Linked DNA regions of Homo sapiens: region 1 is linked to region 2. A link is an interaction called in ENCODE POLR2A ChIA-PET data of the cell type or tissue named here. Cell type or tissue: GM12878. All regions are shown on one strand. Each heading gives the region's core, and the rest is flanking DNA. Links, peaks and the distances in the headings are about the cores only. Region 1 has its middle 13 kb from the start of FMOD. Region 2 overlaps PRELP (proline and arginine rich end leucine rich repeat protein).

What was found. ChIA-PET counts read pairs that join two places held together with the same protein. Peaks named below come from ENCODE experiments on the same cell type or tissue, not always from the same donor. Only the 100,000 strongest peaks of a DNase experiment are listed, where the experiment ranks them.
Region 1: POLR2A ChIA-PET joins it to region 2 with 6 read pairs; 11 of 35 experiments call an interaction of 5 or more read pairs at or near these places.

The regions. Positions count from the first base shown.
Region 1 is chr1:203,336,995-203,339,902 of GRCh38, reverse strand. No RefSeq gene overlaps it. Among named protein-coding and RNA genes, the nearest start is that of FMOD, 13 kb to the left of the region's middle. In GM12878, for the core only: a CTCF peak has its summit at 1,285 (motif pointing right); a DNase peak (open chromatin) is centred at 1,313.
Region 2 is chr1:203,476,463-203,479,370 of GRCh38, reverse strand. All of the region lies in intron 1 of PRELP (proline and arginine rich end leucine rich repeat protein), which reads right to left. Among named protein-coding and RNA genes, the nearest start is that of PRELP, 2.1 kb to the right of the region's middle. In GM12878, for the core only: no CTCF peak of the experiment used is centred there; a DNase peak (open chromatin) is centred at 1,427; H3K27me3 peaks cover 14 bases.

The DNA of each region.
Region 1 (2,908 bases), core at 129-2,628, 140 kb after region 2:
GGCAGGAATGCTAGTGTGTGAAACTACCAGAAAGAAATCATAGCTCTAATCACAGTCCTCTCCTCAAGGACAGCAGATAAGGCCCCTCTGCCTTGGATCTCCAGTACAGGAAGATGCCATGTGGAGGAGACAGAGATGTGGCACATAGGGCAGGAATTATCTAACTATAAGGAGGAATCCTCTGCCTCTCCGTTTTTGCTTCTTTGCAGCTCCCATGAGCATCCCAACCAAGACAGAGCAGGGAGAGGAATGGGAGCCAGCCCTGCTGCAAGGCTTCCCTTGTTTCTAAACCCAGTGCTTTGTAAGAAACAGAGTAGCAAGAATAGACTGTCCCTCAGGCTCAGTTGACTCTTTTTCTTTCAGCTGCCATTTGATCAGTCTTATTATGTGCTAAGGGCTTTACTTATTTAGTATTCTTCACCATTCTCTACCATGGAGATTATTATTTTCACTATTTTACAGAGGAGGAAACTGGAAACAAAGACACAGAGGTCACCCAGGAAGGACGCATCAAGGCCAGGATCTGACCCTGGCCGTCTGTCTCCCCAGCCTGTCAGTTTTGCAATATTATTTACACTGTGCTGTCCTAAGGATCCTTGTATTGTTGGATTATTAGGTGTATGCAGGAGGCTTGTGGGTCACTGGCTGTCATAAATAGAGAAAGATCATCTTACTTTTTTTGGAGATGGACCCAAATCCATTCTGCTAGCATTCACAGTTCCTTTATGAATTTCCAATTCAAAATTCACTTTTCATCAGTAAATGTTTAGTGAGTGCCACTGAGCAGGAACTGGGGATACTGCAGAGAACAAAAGCAAACAGCCCCTGCCCTTGGGGGCTTGTAGTCCAGTGCAGTGACAGTCCTTGAACAACGGCAAAAAAATCACACTGAGGATCATGTAGTTAGACTGAGAAAGAGCTGTGACGATGAGCATAGGTCTACACCAGGATTATCAAGGAGCCTGGCCTAGATACTCTGAGATACAGAGTGAGAGCATAGTAATCCAGACGAAGAGATGGAAGGGCAGGTCCAGGCAAAGATAGCAGCATGCATACACACCCTAATGCACAAGGAAGCTTCTGAGGCTCTAGACAGCGAAAATGGCTGCAGCACAGAGAGAAAGGGAGAGAGTTTCAGTTGATCACGCTGATGCAGTAGGCAGGGGTCAAAGGCAGTAGGCTTTGTTCTCTTATTTCAGACCCAAGTACGAAGAAACTTAATTACCACCGTCCCAAACCCCATGTCCCAGGGCCTGCCTTACATGCAGGCTCACAGTTCTGCCTTCTAGCCACTAGTGGGCAGCATCTCATCTCGCACCACCAGCCTTTTCTGAAACCTTTAAATCGCAGCCCACTTAGCCCACTTTTTCCCAACTTCCTTTTTTTTTTTTTTTTTTTTTTTGAGAAGGAATCTCGCTCTGTCGCCCAGGCTGGAGTGCAGTGCCACAATCTCGGCTCACTGCAACCTCCGCCTCCCGGGTTCAAGCGATTCTCCTGTCTCAGCCTCCTGAGTAGCTGGGATTACAGGTGTGCGCCACCACGCCCGGCTAATTTTTATATTTTTAGTAGAGACAGTGTTTCACTATGTTGGTCAGGCTGGTCTCGAACTCCTGACCTCATGATCCGCCCACCTCGACCTCCTAAAGTGCTGGAATTACAGGCGTGATCCACCACTCCCGGCCTTTTTTTTTTTTTTTTTTTTGAAACAGGGTCTCACTCTCACCCAGGCTGGAGTGCAGTGGCGCGATCTCAGGTCATTGCAACCTCCACCTCCTGGGTTCAAACAACCCTCCTGCCTGCCTCAGCCTCCCAAGTAGCTGGGACTGCAGGCATGTACCACCATACCTAACTTTTGGCTTTTTTGTAGAGATGGGGTTTCATCATGTCGCCCAAGCTGGTCTCCGACTCCTGGACATAAGCGATCTGCCCGCCTAGGCCACATGCCTAGGCTTACAAAGACTTTGTAAAGGATTACAAAGGAAACTAATTACATTGAAGTACAGTTACCAAAATATAAAACATATACATTTTTGATATAATAATATATATGTTTCTTTATTAAGTCGATGAATAACAAGATTTAGCAACAGGTCTAGTTAATTATAGTCATTTCAAACTATTGATGCATGTAAATGGCATATCAAACTATTTTAACAACTGTAATGTGATATAAAAATATCTTGGCCGGGCGCGGTGGCTGGCCGGGCGCGGTGGCTCATGCCTGTAATCACAGCACTTTGGGAGGCCGAAGCGGGCGGATCACGAGGTCAGGAAATAGAGAACATCCTGGCTAACACGGTGAAACCCCGTCTCTACTAAAAAATACAAAAAAAATAGCTGGGCGTGGTGGTGGGTGCCTGTAGGCCCAGCTACTCGGGAGGCTGAGGCAGGAGAATGGCGTGAACCCGGGAGGCGGAGCTTGCAGTGAGCGGTCTGCACTCCAGCCTGGGCAACACAGCAAGACTCCGTCTCAAAAAAAAAAAAAAAATCTGTGGGCCGGGTGCTCTGGCTCACACCTGTAATTCCAACACTTTGGGAGGCTCAGGCGGATGGATCACTTGAGGTCAAGAGTTCAAGACCAGCCTGGCCAACATGATAAAACCCTGTCTCCACTAAAAATACAAAGATTAGCTGGACATGGTGGCGCATGCCTGTAGTCCCAGCTACTCAGGAGGCTGAGGCAGGAGAATTGCTTGAACCTGGGAGGCGGAGGCTGCAGTGAGCCAAGATAGAGCCACTGTACTCCAGCCTGGGCAACAGCGAGACTTCATCTCAAAAAATAAAAAATAAATAAAAATATATGTGATTTCAGCTGGTGACAAAGCCTCAGGTACTGCTAATAAGGCTGTGGTTTGTTACCTTCATAATTGAAAGGAATGCTACATTTCTGTTAGATGTATGAAAAACA
Region 2 (2,908 bases), core at 227-2,726:
AATTTAATGTTAAAACCCAGGAGTGGTGGAATGTTTCTGCTCAGGGCAGGGTTGGGTGGAAGTCCTGATGGGTTGGTCAAGTCATTAGGAGCAGCTATTTAAGGCTAATTGGCTTTGTATGGAGAGGTTGAGGTTGGGCTGGGAATGAGGTTGGGTTTGTCTCCCAGGGCTAGGCAGGGCTAGCAGCAGGGTTACGCCGCACTCTGAACTGGCATTCTTCTTACTTGTCAGATCTCCTGTCTAATTGGTCACCCCTAAGCCTCCATGCCTTGACCCAGAGCTACCCTGCAGTGGAGAATGGGGCTGCTTCTGACCTAGCGCTGTGCCGGTGAATGTCGGAACACCCCTCTCTCTTTTTTCCCTTCTTTCTGTTCTCAACCTAGGTGTCTGAAAGCCATCCTGCTCTCTGTATCTCTTCCTGTAGTCCAGAAGGGTGTTGGAAGCAGGGAGAATCAAGCAGTCTTTGCCAATTTATGAGCAGAGTTAGTAGAGGAGTGAGCCTGAGGCCCTTTCAAGGCCCCCATTAGGGCTGATGTGGTCCTGAGATAACAAAGGAGCCTTATGGGGGCATGATGACTTCAAGATGCCCCTTTCTAGGAAGGTGAAACGATACAAGGATGAGCTTGCCTGGGGCAGTGGGAGGAGAGCCTGTGGTGCATACTAGTTAGGAGAGAAGATTCTCACCCCTCCACCACTACCTAGTGATGCGAACCCTGTTCTGGGCCTCAGTTTTCTTATCTGTAAAATGGGAATAAAAAAATCTTCCCTATACCTATATTCCTTACCCAATTGTCAGAAGCAAGTGCAGTTAGCAGCTTTAAAATGCACTACAGATCAAAAAGTGCTAAAAATAAAAATAACACTATTATGGAGAGACCATCTGTCTCCCCAGTGTCTACCACAAGGCAAAGTGTAAACAGAATGAAGATTTTCTGGCCTCAGGCCACTAGTTTAGAAGAGAAAGTTTTCCATTCTGAGCGGTGGGGAAGAAACCAGGGTGAGACGACTCTTCTCTGACAGCCCGCCACCTACCATATCCTCTGCCCCATTCCCCCAGCATCTCCAAGCCTTGAAGAAAGCCTAGAAGAGTGTGTCTGATGCCTTGAGTGATTATAGATCTGAGACCCAATCCTGCAGTTCTTCATTCAGATGCTTAGCTAGGTAGGCTTAGGCAAAGCAATTGCTTTTCTGCTCTATAAAATGGGGATACTAACACCTTCTTTTCTGTTTTGAGGGTTAAATGAGTTAATACATGCAAAGTGAGTGTTTTCTGAATGTTAAGGTCTTGTTGATATTATTTCAAAGTAATGGGGTCTCCTTCCCTCCAGCCTGGCTAGAGGGCAGCCCCCATGCACTGCTCGAAGGCAGGGATCCTTGTGAGTGGGGTACCAGCTCTTCCACACAGAGCAACTTCCTCCCCTTTGTGGCTTGTGAGATCACACTTGGGTCTCAGAAACAACTAACTGAGGAGACTCTGGAAGTCCCCAGCCACCTAGGGAAAGCTTGTTCTGTCTTTCTAATTCACCAACTTCTCACCGATGCTTTCTGCAACAGGTGAGGGGACACTGGCCACAGAAGGTGCAAGTCTGCCTTCCTCAGTGGGCCATGGAGTTCCACTGCGATTCTTGACTTCTCCCAGCTTTTTGCCCCTTCCAGCCTTGAAATGCTTCACTCACATGCCCAATAAATGGGATTGCCCACTAGGGAGGTGGAGGGGGCATGAAGAAAGTGTTCAGCTCACCCTCTGTGAGAGCCCAGACAGGTGGCTGCTGGGAAGGAGGAGCAGGGACCTATAAGGGTCAGGGGAAGGGCCCAGCACATGCTCCTGGGGTCCTGGGGCAGGCAGATTAACAGGTGAGGGGAAACAGAAGCTCTGTGGAGCCATCTTGGGGGAACTTTCTTACTGGAATGTTCCTCTGTGGTATATATGGCTGCTTGTGCTTGCAAGGAGGAGAGAGGGAGACAGCTCTTCCCTGTTTACTCCCACTCCCCAAAAAAGAGGTGGCCTATTTGGGACACTCTGGTGCTCCTTTTCCAGGACACAGTCCTTCTGCCCAGCTAACACTGCCGGAGTCTTGGGCTTAAAAATTACAGCAAAGCTCTCTCTCAGGCCCCTGATTCTCGAGCCCTGGTGGACCATCAGAATCTCCTGAAGTATTAAAACAAGATTCCTGGGTCTCGATTCAGTAGATCTGCAGTGAGAGCCGACATCTGTATTTTTAGTAAGCCCTCCACACTCCTCCCTCTCCAGCCCTTAGGTGACTGTGAAGATCAGCTGTGTGTGGGACCCCTGATCTCCCTACACCCCGCCTGCCTTGGGACAGACCCTCTCTATTAATAGAGAGGAATGAGCAGGGGAGCAGGAGAGGGGCCGCCCTTCAGTTTTCCCCTCCCCAACTGCTTAAGGAACTGCTGCCTTTTTTTTTTTTTCTCCTCTGCCACAGGACCTTTTGCCAACCTAAATGGTTGGAATAATTTCAGAACGGCTTTAAAGAAAAATATTTTTCTGGCTGCCTGCAGGAAAAAAAAATAAAAAAATGAACTGTCCCCAGAGCTGGGAATTAGGACCTTCAAGGATTGGGAACTGGGTCGCTTTCTTCTTTCTTTCCAAAAGCCAAGTGGTTTGGACCAGTGAGACAGAAATTGAAAGCTGCTGAGAAGACACTGTGCAGGTTGGAAAAAGCCGTTTTTCTCTCCCTCCTACCCAGTGAAGCCCTAAATAATGAAGAAACCCTTCCAGCTCCCGCTCTTGCTTATCTCCTCCCTATTCGGCCTGGACTTGGGATGCAAGATTTTCTTCTGGCTCTGCCATCTCAGTGGGAAAACGTACTTTATCTTTGCTCTTACAGCTAGGGAGGTGTGTGTGAGAGGGCGAGAGACAAGATGCAGGGAACATGTGTGCATGCAT